2 separate regions of the Homo sapiens genome follow, and region 2 is linked to region 1. Evidence: chromatin loops called from intact Hi-C (ENCODE). Cell type or tissue: Caco-2. All regions are shown on one strand.

Region 1 (5,000 bases):
TTGGCAAAACCAAAAACTGGAAATTACCTAAATATCCAGCCATGGGAAGTGGCTAACGTGTGGCCTAAAGTGAGAGGGAATACAGCCAACAAAAGCTGAGTTGAGTAACTCCACTGCAATATCGTTAAGATGGAAAACACTCAACAATGTAATACTTTTTCATTTTTTGTATGTGTATTTATCATTATTATTTTGAGGCAGGGCCTTGCTATGTCACCCAGGCTAGAGTGCAACAGTGCCATCATAGCTCACAGCAACCTCCACCTCAAGGGCTGAAGAGATCCTCCAGACTCAGCCTCCCACGTAGCTGGGACTACAGGCACTCACCACCATGCCCAGCTAATTTAAAAATTTTATGTAGAGTCAGGCTCTCACTGTGCTGCCCAGGCTGATCTCAAACTCAAGTGATCCTCCCACCTCAGTTCCCAAAGTGCTAGGATTACTGGCATGAGCTGCTGCAACTGGCCAGAAGTAATACTTTTTTAAACGCAGGATATAAAAAATGATGAATATTTGTATTCTTTTCCAATTACTGCATTCCCACCGACATATGTAGAAAAAAGACTGGAAGGAAATCGACCAAAATGTATACACTGGTTATCGCTGGAAGGTTGGAATATTTTACAGTTTTTAAAAACAAATGCAAATCATTTAATTACTATTGGAAATTTTTTTGAAGTGGTAACATTGCAAGCACAACGTGAGGAGGGGGATGAGAAGGTGAGGTAAGGGAGCACAGGCTCTCCACCTCCCAGCAGAGTTTTTGCTGGGGCCATCTGAATGAGTTGTTGAACTTCAAAGCCGCTGAGTGTCTCATTGTGTTGGAATGCTGGCGATGAGGATCACAGGAAGTGGTGACAAGCCCTTTGTTATATAAGCTCACCAGGCTTGCTCATTGGTGCCAGCTTTGGCCCTTAGTGTTCGATCGGGACTTTATCTGTCTGTGTCCGGGGCCACAGCGTTAGCTCGGGCAAGGACCTGTGCGGGAACTGCATAGTCAGGCACAGGAAGCTGCAACTCACACCCTTGTTTGCTTAACACCCACTGGCGCATTGGGCTATTCCATGAAAGGAGAAAGGACAAAGTGGAGGGATTTACTGGCGCTATTCCTGACCTGTAAAGATGGGGGATTTTCCCTTGCCTCTTTGGAAGAAATCTGTCTCACATCCTCCAAAAGCAAGAGCAACCTGCTTTTTGATCTGCTGCTGTTTCTCAGTTCCTGTTAGTTCTGTGTTTATAATTGTGGTCCTGCTGAAGGCATTAGCCAAGAGGGGTAGGAATGTTGCAGTTCCAGAGCCAGATTGCAGTTTTCCCCTCTGTTAACTTCCCTGTTGGAGGCAGGCAGGGCCATTCCTCACACAGGACAGGTGCTCAGTGAAGCCTTGCAGTCTCCAGTTTTCTGCACCGAAGGGGAGGTGTGTGTACACACTTGTGGGTAAGAAGATTGGACCGCTGCAACTAGAAAATAGCTCAGCCTTGTGCCTGAAGTGATTAGCTGCTTTCAGTTGAGCACTTACTGTATGCTATACTCTGCTGGGTGCTTCAGGTACATCTCTCATTGGAGTCCTCACAGGAATTGTGTAAGGAAGATACTATTTTTCATACAAGTAAGCAGACTTGGAGAGGTCAGGGGACATACCCAAGGCCTGCCAAACTTCTCTGTTTTTATTGACATTCCTGTGTTATCTGGATACCAGGGACTGGACTCTTGGAGAACATGAACTCATTTTTCACTCATCCCCCACAGCTGGCACTGAACCTGAAACACTGGCCACTTTGGGTACGTTGAACCTTGAGGTGCCATGGCTAGGTGATGTTGGCAAGGCCCCTCCCCTCCCTGGGCCACAGTGTCTGCATTTGTAAAAAGGCCAGGTGTTCTTTTCTCTCACCAGGCCCCATCTTTTCCAAAAACTTCCCAGGACAGCCCTTAACAGCCCTCTCCAGACCGCAGGTTCCTGTGGAATGTGGTTTGTCTTGTAAGAGGTAGTCATAAGCCACAAGCGACGAAGGGATTTTTACTGTCAGGCCTGTCAGGCCGAGGCCCAAACATTATATGACTGTTGTCCCCAATTAATGAGACACAAGAAACCAAGTTGTGCAACTTTACAATGAAGCCACATCTCATTGCGATTTCAATTCCTTCCGTGTTAGAGGCTTGCGTCCTGCCCCTGGCAAGTTTGTATGTTTCATTGCTTGGCGTGATCACCCACCTTTTCACCTAAATTGGTTTGGAAAAGCCGTGGGCAGTTTCTAGAAATTAAATCCACTCCAGAGTATGGAAGATTGACCACCCAAGATGTTCAGAGGAATGTGGTGTCTCCTGAGGGCCCTACTCGGAGAAGGAGGACCCGGGGGGGCTTCGAGCATCAGTATATTGCCCTCAGGGCAACTGCTTGTTCTTGTTTGCCTGTATTCAATTCTTATGTGTCTAACACAGAGGTCACAAACTTTTTCTGTAAAGGGCCAAATAGTATTTCAGGCTTTGCAGCAACACGGTTTCTGTTGCCTCTGTTCACTTCTTCAGGGAGCCACAGACAATATATAAATGAGCAGGCCTGGCCACGTTCAGCAATGCTTTACTTACAGAAGTGAAGCTTTGCCCAACCCTGGCTGAAAACATTAGGTGCCTCTTTTCTTTTTTTTTCTTATCTCGGCTCACTGCAACTTCCGCCTCCCGGTTTTGAGCGATTCTCCCACCTCAGCCTCCTGAATAGCTGGGATTACAGGCACACACCACCACGCCTGGCTAATTTTCGTATTTTTAGTAGACACAGGGTTTCATCATGTTGGCCAGGCTGGTCTTGAACTCCTGACCTCAGGTGATCCGCCCTCCTCTGCCTCCCAAAGTGCTAGGATTACAGGCGTGAGCCACCTGTGCCTGGTGCCTCTTTTCATAATCATGACCCATGTTAACTTGTAATCTCTGTGTTTTATACATACCCATTTTGACCTGATTGTTTTGACCCCACTCCCTCTTGGTTTCTTTCAAGCTGTCTCTGGCCTAGACACGCTAGAAGATCTTTAATCAATCTTTACATTGCACAGAAGTTGCCCACGTTCTCATGTCAAAAAACATACGTCTTTTTAAAATGCACCGTTTTTATTGTACCTGTGTTGTGCTGTGTAGGATCTCACGTTGTATAGTCAGGTTCATTACAAAGTGGTAGGAAATTGATATGTTGTCAAATTGTTTATTGTTGTGGCTTTGTTTTTTTTGGAGACAGGGTCTCACTCTGTTGTCCAGGCTGAAGCGCAGTGGCACAATCCCGGCTCACTGCGACCTCTACCTCCCAGATTCAAGAGATTCTCCTGCCTTAGCCTCCCGAGTAGCTGGGATTACAGGTGCGCGCCACCTATCGGCTAATTTTTATATTTTTAGTAGAGACTTGGGGGTGGGGGGGGTCTCACCATGTTGACCAAGCTGGTCTCGAACTCCTGGCCTCAAGTGATCCACCCACCTCAGCCTCCCAGAGTGCTGGGATTACAGGCGTGAGCCACCGCACCTGGTCGTTGTGGCTTTTACAAATGTTACTAGAAGAAAAGTTCCATACCTGATATCCCATGTGGCTGTAGTCTTGACCCTTTTGATTTGTCCTTTATCTTCTGTCTTCCAAAAGTGAGTCTGGACGTGTCATCATTTAGACACTACCCATGGCTTCTATCATGTCCAGACTCATAGCTTGACATTCCAGCTGACCCTTACCTCTTGGAAAGGCTTCTTTTTACTCCATCCCTTCCATGACAGCCAGCTGGGAACCTCTGACCTTGTGCCAGGATGCAAGGCTCACCTGTATGCCTCTGTGTCTTCACTTGTGTGTCACACCTTTATCCTCCTCATCCTCTTAAGTTCAGCTCAGCTGTCCTGCCATTTGGGAGGCTTCCTGACCTCCCACCCCTCCCTCCTCTGTGTACACATGTCCACACCTCTGGCGGAAGCAGTCACACCATGTCATGGCTCCTGGAGAGCCACAGTGAGAGCCCTGCACCTTGCACGGGGCCTGACCCCAGAGTGGATGCAGGAGTGCTTGTCAGATAAGTGATCTCAGAGAGGTTGATTGAAGAGCCAGTATGCTGTAAAACCCCAATAGTCCCCAAATTGCCAGTAACTCCAACAAGGGAAAAAACCTCCAAACTCCAGTGCCCTCCAGAGCAGCCAAGACTCTACATTTTAGGCTTCTAGTGGCCTCATGCAGGCCTGTGCTGCCTGCCTTTTGGTGTGGTGGTGGGCATTGGAAAGAGCAGCTTTGATTCTCCTCAGTGGCAGGTGGGAGTGATGATTAAAAACAGTTAGTAATTACCACCTCCTCTATGGAGAGCTTTTAGCTGGGGACTTGTGTGTGATCTGCAAAGGATTCAGGACCCATGAGACCTTAGGAGTGCTTCAGCTCCTTCAGCATCATGCTTGGCACATAGTAGGTGCTTAGTAAACGTCTTATAGATGAATAAATGAATTAGATTAGAAAGAGACTTTTCTGGAAAGAGTTGTTGCAGCCAGATTGAAGGGCTGCAAATACCATACTAAGGAGTTAATTGAGCCTTTGGCCCACAGGCAGTGGGACTCCAGGACAGGTTTGTGCAGGGAGGGACGTCTGCACAACATGTGTCGCGCTCACCCCATTATTTGCCCTTTCCGGTGTGACTGAGTTGCCAGATAATGAGGTGTTGGGCTGCACAAAGCGCTTCCTTGTGCTAGAGAGAGGCAGGGCCTGCCTTGAAGCCAGTTGGCCACCGGCCTCCTCCCTGTAATTTATGTGCAGTGGCAGGTTAGAGTGGGCTGCCAGGCAGAACCAGGGCATGCCCGCTTCTCCAGGTCAACACCTTGGTGTGCTGGTTCCAGCATAGGGGCCATGGCCCTGGATTGAGGCCTGGCCCTGAGCTTTCTCTGCCACCAGTGCGTTCAGGGAGAATGGTTTCTTTTCTTAATTTTTTTTTTTTTTTGAGACGGAGTTTTGCTCCTGTTCCTCAGGCTGGAGTGCAATGGCATAATCTCTGCTCACCTC
Region 2 (5,000 bases), 77 kb after region 1:
ATCTCACTCAGGAGCTGGAGGGGTCCTATGGGCACCAGCCTTCTCTTCCCATGTCTGTGGACAGAGTCCATTAGGCGCAGCATTGGCAGGTGAGAAGCATCCTCACTGTTACTGTCGCTGGAGGGAAAGTGGAGAGGTGGGTGGGCCACCTCTCAAGTGGTGAGGATAAGTTGAAGCAGCTCGGTTAGATTGCTGATGTGTTGCCACAGCCCCATGTGTAAAACCAGAAGTGCAGCTTCCCGGGAAGGATGGCGAGGACCCCCACCTGAGTCAGTGTTGTGTGTGCATGAGAGTGTACATCCATCTGCATGTGTGTGGGTGTGTATGCAAGTGTATGCACTCACACTTGAGCGAGTCGTTGGTGTGGTCAGTGAGTAAGGCAGCTTGGCTGGGCCCCATCCTTAGCATAGTACCTGTCAGAAATGCCCTGTGCAGTTTTTTCTTGGCTTTTGGGAGCTCTCTGCACTGAGTCTTTGGAGCCTGAGGTGCAGGATCCATAGCTGGAGGAAGAGCTGTATGGGGTGGAGTTGGCTGGCCAAAATCATTACCCTCTCCTTTCACCCCTTATATTTGCTGATTGTGCAGATTTGGCCTGGATGGGGAAACTTGGGCGGGGAATGGGGTCAGTGCTTTCAAATTTCCAAAGGGTGGAGAGTGTGGGGGACTCCTAAGGGACAGACCTGGGCCTGCCAAAGGGGGAGTCACAGGGATGTAGGGCCCAGGTGAAGGGTAAGAATTTTGGTTAGAACTGAATGTGTGTAATGAGCTTCCCATCACTGGGGGTTTGCAAGCAGAAGCTTGAGCGAGGCAGGGCTCTGACAAAGGGCGTGTCCTGGGAGGTCAGTCTGCAACCAGCTCTGGGTATGCATCCAGGCTTCATTCCATCAGAGCCTCAGCGTGCTGGTCAGAGACAGGGAGAGGGGAAGATGGCTGAATTAGCTCCATCCATCTATGAAGCAAAAGTGCCTTCCAGCTTTCAAAGCACTGTCCCGAATTGCGTTCAAGAAAAGCACCTCTCAGGCACTGCCTCAGCATTCTCCACCGGGGCGCCCTTCTTGGGCAGTGTTTCTGGAAGTCAGCGCCTTCCTTCCCATCTCATCAGGCTGGGGCTGCCACCGCGGAAGGCTCAGTTATCACTTCCCAGTTGTCACAAAAACAGCTCTTAGAGTGTGTGAGGTGGCCCCAACTTCTTAGGAATGAAAGTTTCCCCTTCTCTGAGAATGGCTGACATGGAATTTAATTAAGGATTCAGAGAGTTGTTGGTGAGAAATACTTGGAGCCGTCCAAACAGCAAACCCTGGGTGTTCGTTGCCTGCTCTTCTCCAGGAAGCTGACTGTGGCCTCACCAGACCCCCACTCCCACTTGTCGGATCCCAATCCCCAGGACAATGCCCAGTCAGGTTCCACCACGGGCTGCTGGCTGCAGGGAGTGGACTGCAGCTCTGCCTCCACAGGGAAGTGATGTGGCTTCCATCAAGCTGTCAGCCCCCTTCCCACCCGGCAGAGACACCAGCCTTCCAGAGCAGGCTAGACTCTGTTCCTGGCCCACTTTGAATCACCCCAGGAGTCTTTACAGCAACCAGCAAGGCCAGCAGTTGGGTCTAGAAATGGCCTTCTTGCTCTGTCCCCAACCCACCCCCGCCAGGTGCAGCTTGGGCCCACACGAGGCCTATGTGGCACCCCCTGCCCAATGTTGGGAAGGGGACAAGGAGCCTTGGATGATGTCATGGTGTCTGGGGGTGGTGCAGGTTGGTGTGGCAGGTCTACCTGGTTGCCAGGCTGTGTGGCACAGATTGCAAGATGGACAAATGGAACCTGAGCAGAAAGTGGCCACGTAGGGAGGGGCCCACAGGCAGGGACCAAGGAGCCGGGGTGGATAGCCTGTAGAAGCAGACCTCGGTGGAGGTGGCAAAGACACCAAATCGGTGTCTTCACACCTCTGAAGGACCAGTGTGAGGACTGGGCATGAACATGTCCTGGGAGTCTCAGTTTCTCCACCTGGGAAGTAAGACCAGTAGTTCCCACTTCAGAAGGGTCTTGGTGAGATTTGATGGGTATCACATCAGGAAAGTACTGGCATTGTTGCTAGCATTTACTGAGCACTTTCTGTGTGCATTCTCTCATTCAATCCTCATAATCACCCTCTGGGAGGTTAGTTTCCTCCTTTTACAGATAAGGAAGCTAAGGTCCCATGAGAAGAAATAACTTGGCTGGGGGCCCAGCCCATGGCTGGTCAGCAGCAGAGCCGGACTTTGAACCTGTCAGCTCCAACTCCAGAGCCCCTGCCCTAACCCAGTCAAATGTCTGGCCTCTCTGGTGCTATCCAAGATGCTGCAGGAAATATGATTGGAGCTCTCATCCCCCCACAGCCCTCAAGAGGTATCGCATGCCCTTCATCTCACTTGCACTAATTTCTTCATCTCACTTGCACTAATTTCTGCGACATCTACACCAGGATATGTAACTGGGTGGTGGCTTCCCACCTGAAATGGATCCAGTCAGGGTTTCTGTGGGGGACTGGGTTCTGGAGGTTCGTGCTTTCATTGGAGGGGGACCAGCGCCATCCCATGGGTTGGTCTTCTCCTACCACCACTCAGCACAGAGAGGGGCCCGTATACCATAGAGTCCCACATACCATAGAGTCCCACTCCCTGTCCTTCTGGGGAAACTAAGGCTCAGAGTGGAGAAGGGAACAGCTGGAGACCTCATGGCAGAGCCAGTCAGGCCATACATAGAGGAATGACCAGCATTTCCTTTTAACCCAGTGAGTAAACGGCTATGTCTTTAATAATTTGCACTTGTATCTGAGAAGTAAGTAACTGCAGCTCTTGAGCTTGATAGAGGAGCCAGATGACAGGAGGGTGTGTGAAGGGCACCCCCCAGACCTTCTTGAGAAACTAAGTCATCTCATTTCGATTCACCATCTGAAGCTTTGTCTCCGTGAAAGTTACTCTTCAGGCAGTGTCCTTGGCTCAGCCAGGTCTGCCTCATAGCAAAGATAAAAGACACATGACTCAAATACTGCTCAGCATACTTATTTTGGGTACTTATCTGTCTTCCCCACTAGCTCCTTGGCAGATTTCTCTGCCCTAGAAGTTTAGGACAGTGTCTTGCATGTTGGGACCCATGGGGCAATGGGATGAGTCAGACAGTCCCAAGTTCACATGCCGGCTCCACCCTTCACCACTTCGGGACCTGAGACAGACTGTTCAGTCTCCCTGAGCCTTAGTTTACTTATCTGTAAAATGGGGATGGTCACAACTTCTCACACTGGATCTCTGTGTTGATTAAATAAAAACAAAAGATCTGAATGAAAAGACATGGTAAGCCCTAAAGGATCATTTGGTGTTTTGGTTTTCAGAATTGGTTTTGGTGTTCAGAGGGGGCTTGCTGTATTACATAAAATTCAATTTAACATAAAAACCATGTTGCATAAAGAAGTACTTAGTGGCCACAGAGGACCTGTTTCCAAAGCTCATTCCCAGTTATGCCTGGCAATGGGAAGCACGGATGGTGTGGAAAGCACCACTTCTTCAGGAAACCCCATATCCCAATTCCAGCAACAGTTCTAACGAGTCCCCTGGTTCTTCCATTCTTTACTCAGTCCCTCCCGAGGATTGGGCCACTGGTCCCCTGGGTGGGAGAGGGTCCCCAGGGCCTTCCTCCGATCCGCGCCTTCCCTATTCTAGGTCTGACATGTCTGTGGATTTCTTTTTTGCCTGGAGCAGTAAGTCTTAAACTTGAAGGCATCAGAATCACCTGGAGGAAGTGTTATACAGATTGCTGGGGTTCCACCCCCAGGGTTCCTGATTCGGTAGATCCGGGGTGAGGCATGGGAGTTTGCATTTCCAACAGGTTCCCAGGTGATGCTGATGCTGCCATCTGGCGACCCCACTTTGAGAACATAGAGGGTACAGAGTACATGCTTTGTATTAGGTGTGGGGTTGGGATAGAGTTAGGGAGGGGAAGTCACCTCCTCCAGGAAGCTTTCCCTGACACAACCGGTTCCTTCCCCTCTGTGCTTCTACTACACCCTGTACTGGAGTACATTGGTTTATTCGGAAATAGCTAGATACGCACTAGACACTGTCAGCGTGTGGGGTGCTTATGCTATGGTATCACCCCTTAGCCAGCCTCCCTCTTGAGTTTTGACACCTTCAAAGCCTCATCAAATGAGGCTAAAAGGGAAAGTAAGGCCCCAGGTATGTCTATTTCCTAAACAACTATGAATCATCTCAGAGCCAGCTCAACTAGCTAATTTAAAATAATCCCATTAAGGTAAGGAAGGATGGGGAGGAACCAGGGACAGGAAATTAACATTTATTGAGCAATAATTATAAACCTGGCATAGGTTAACCCTACAGAGCCTTGCAAGGTAGGGTTCACTTCATTGTCGTCACTCAGATGACAGTAGTGAAGCTCAGAGAGGGTGAGCAGCTTGCCCACAGTCACACAGCTGTGAACTTGGGCCAGTCTGACTGCACAGCACTTGTTCTCTCCACTGCTGCCTTGATATCCTGTGTGTGGCTGGGGTCAGGCTGGAATTCCCTTGCACACCGGTACAAGGCAGAAGCAGTTGCACCCATACCATGTTGCCCTCGTGACTTGTCACCGTCCCCCTCAAACACAGTCGCTCTGAAGCTGGTTTAACACCACCATTGTGTGTGTAGGGCACTGCTCCACACTTGCTATTCCCACCAAGCTATGTGACTCATCTTCACGTGCTCAGAATAAACAGGGCCCCGGCATCTGCAGAGGGTCCCTTGGAGAACCTTAAACCCGGCCACCACCACCACCTGTCCTAGCCAGGAGAATGCTGTCTCTTCCAAACTGGCTCCCCTTAGGCTCCCATGATGCTTCCTGTCCCCTGTATAGCTTCCCAGAATGCCTTGAGCCTGTGAGGAAATTAACAATTGTGTTGGTACCAAATGCTTTTTGCTATGTAATGAGTAACAGTTGTAATTAATGTTTAACACCTGTGAACAGCAGGTCTGCCCAGG

The links. Hi-C counts contacts between places; a loop is a spot of excess contacts. Peaks named below come from ENCODE experiments on the same cell type or tissue, not always from the same donor. Only the 100,000 strongest peaks of a DNase experiment are listed, where the experiment ranks them.
Region 2: a loop joins it to region 1, with 6 times the contacts of the local background. A loop is called at or near these places in 10 of 110 quality-filtered maps.

The regions. Positions count from the first base shown.
Region 1 is chr9:38,043,828-38,048,827 of GRCh38, reverse strand. The region is part of intron 1 of SHB (SH2 domain containing adaptor protein B); the gene reads left to right. Among named protein-coding and RNA genes, the nearest start is that of SHB, 23 kb to the left of the region's middle. RefSeq lists enhancers at 1-892, 682-976, 423-1,622, 893-1,886. In Caco-2, no CTCF peak of the experiment used is centred here; DNase peaks (open chromatin) are centred at 887, 1,387, 1,657 and 1,997; H3K4me3 peaks cover 575 bases.
Region 2 is chr9:37,966,531-37,971,530 of GRCh38, reverse strand. All of the region lies in intron 3 of SHB (SH2 domain containing adaptor protein B), which reads left to right. Among named protein-coding and RNA genes, the nearest start is that of SLC25A51, 65 kb to the right of the region's middle. In Caco-2, no CTCF peak of the experiment used is centred here; DNase peaks (open chromatin) are centred at 2,250 and 4,780.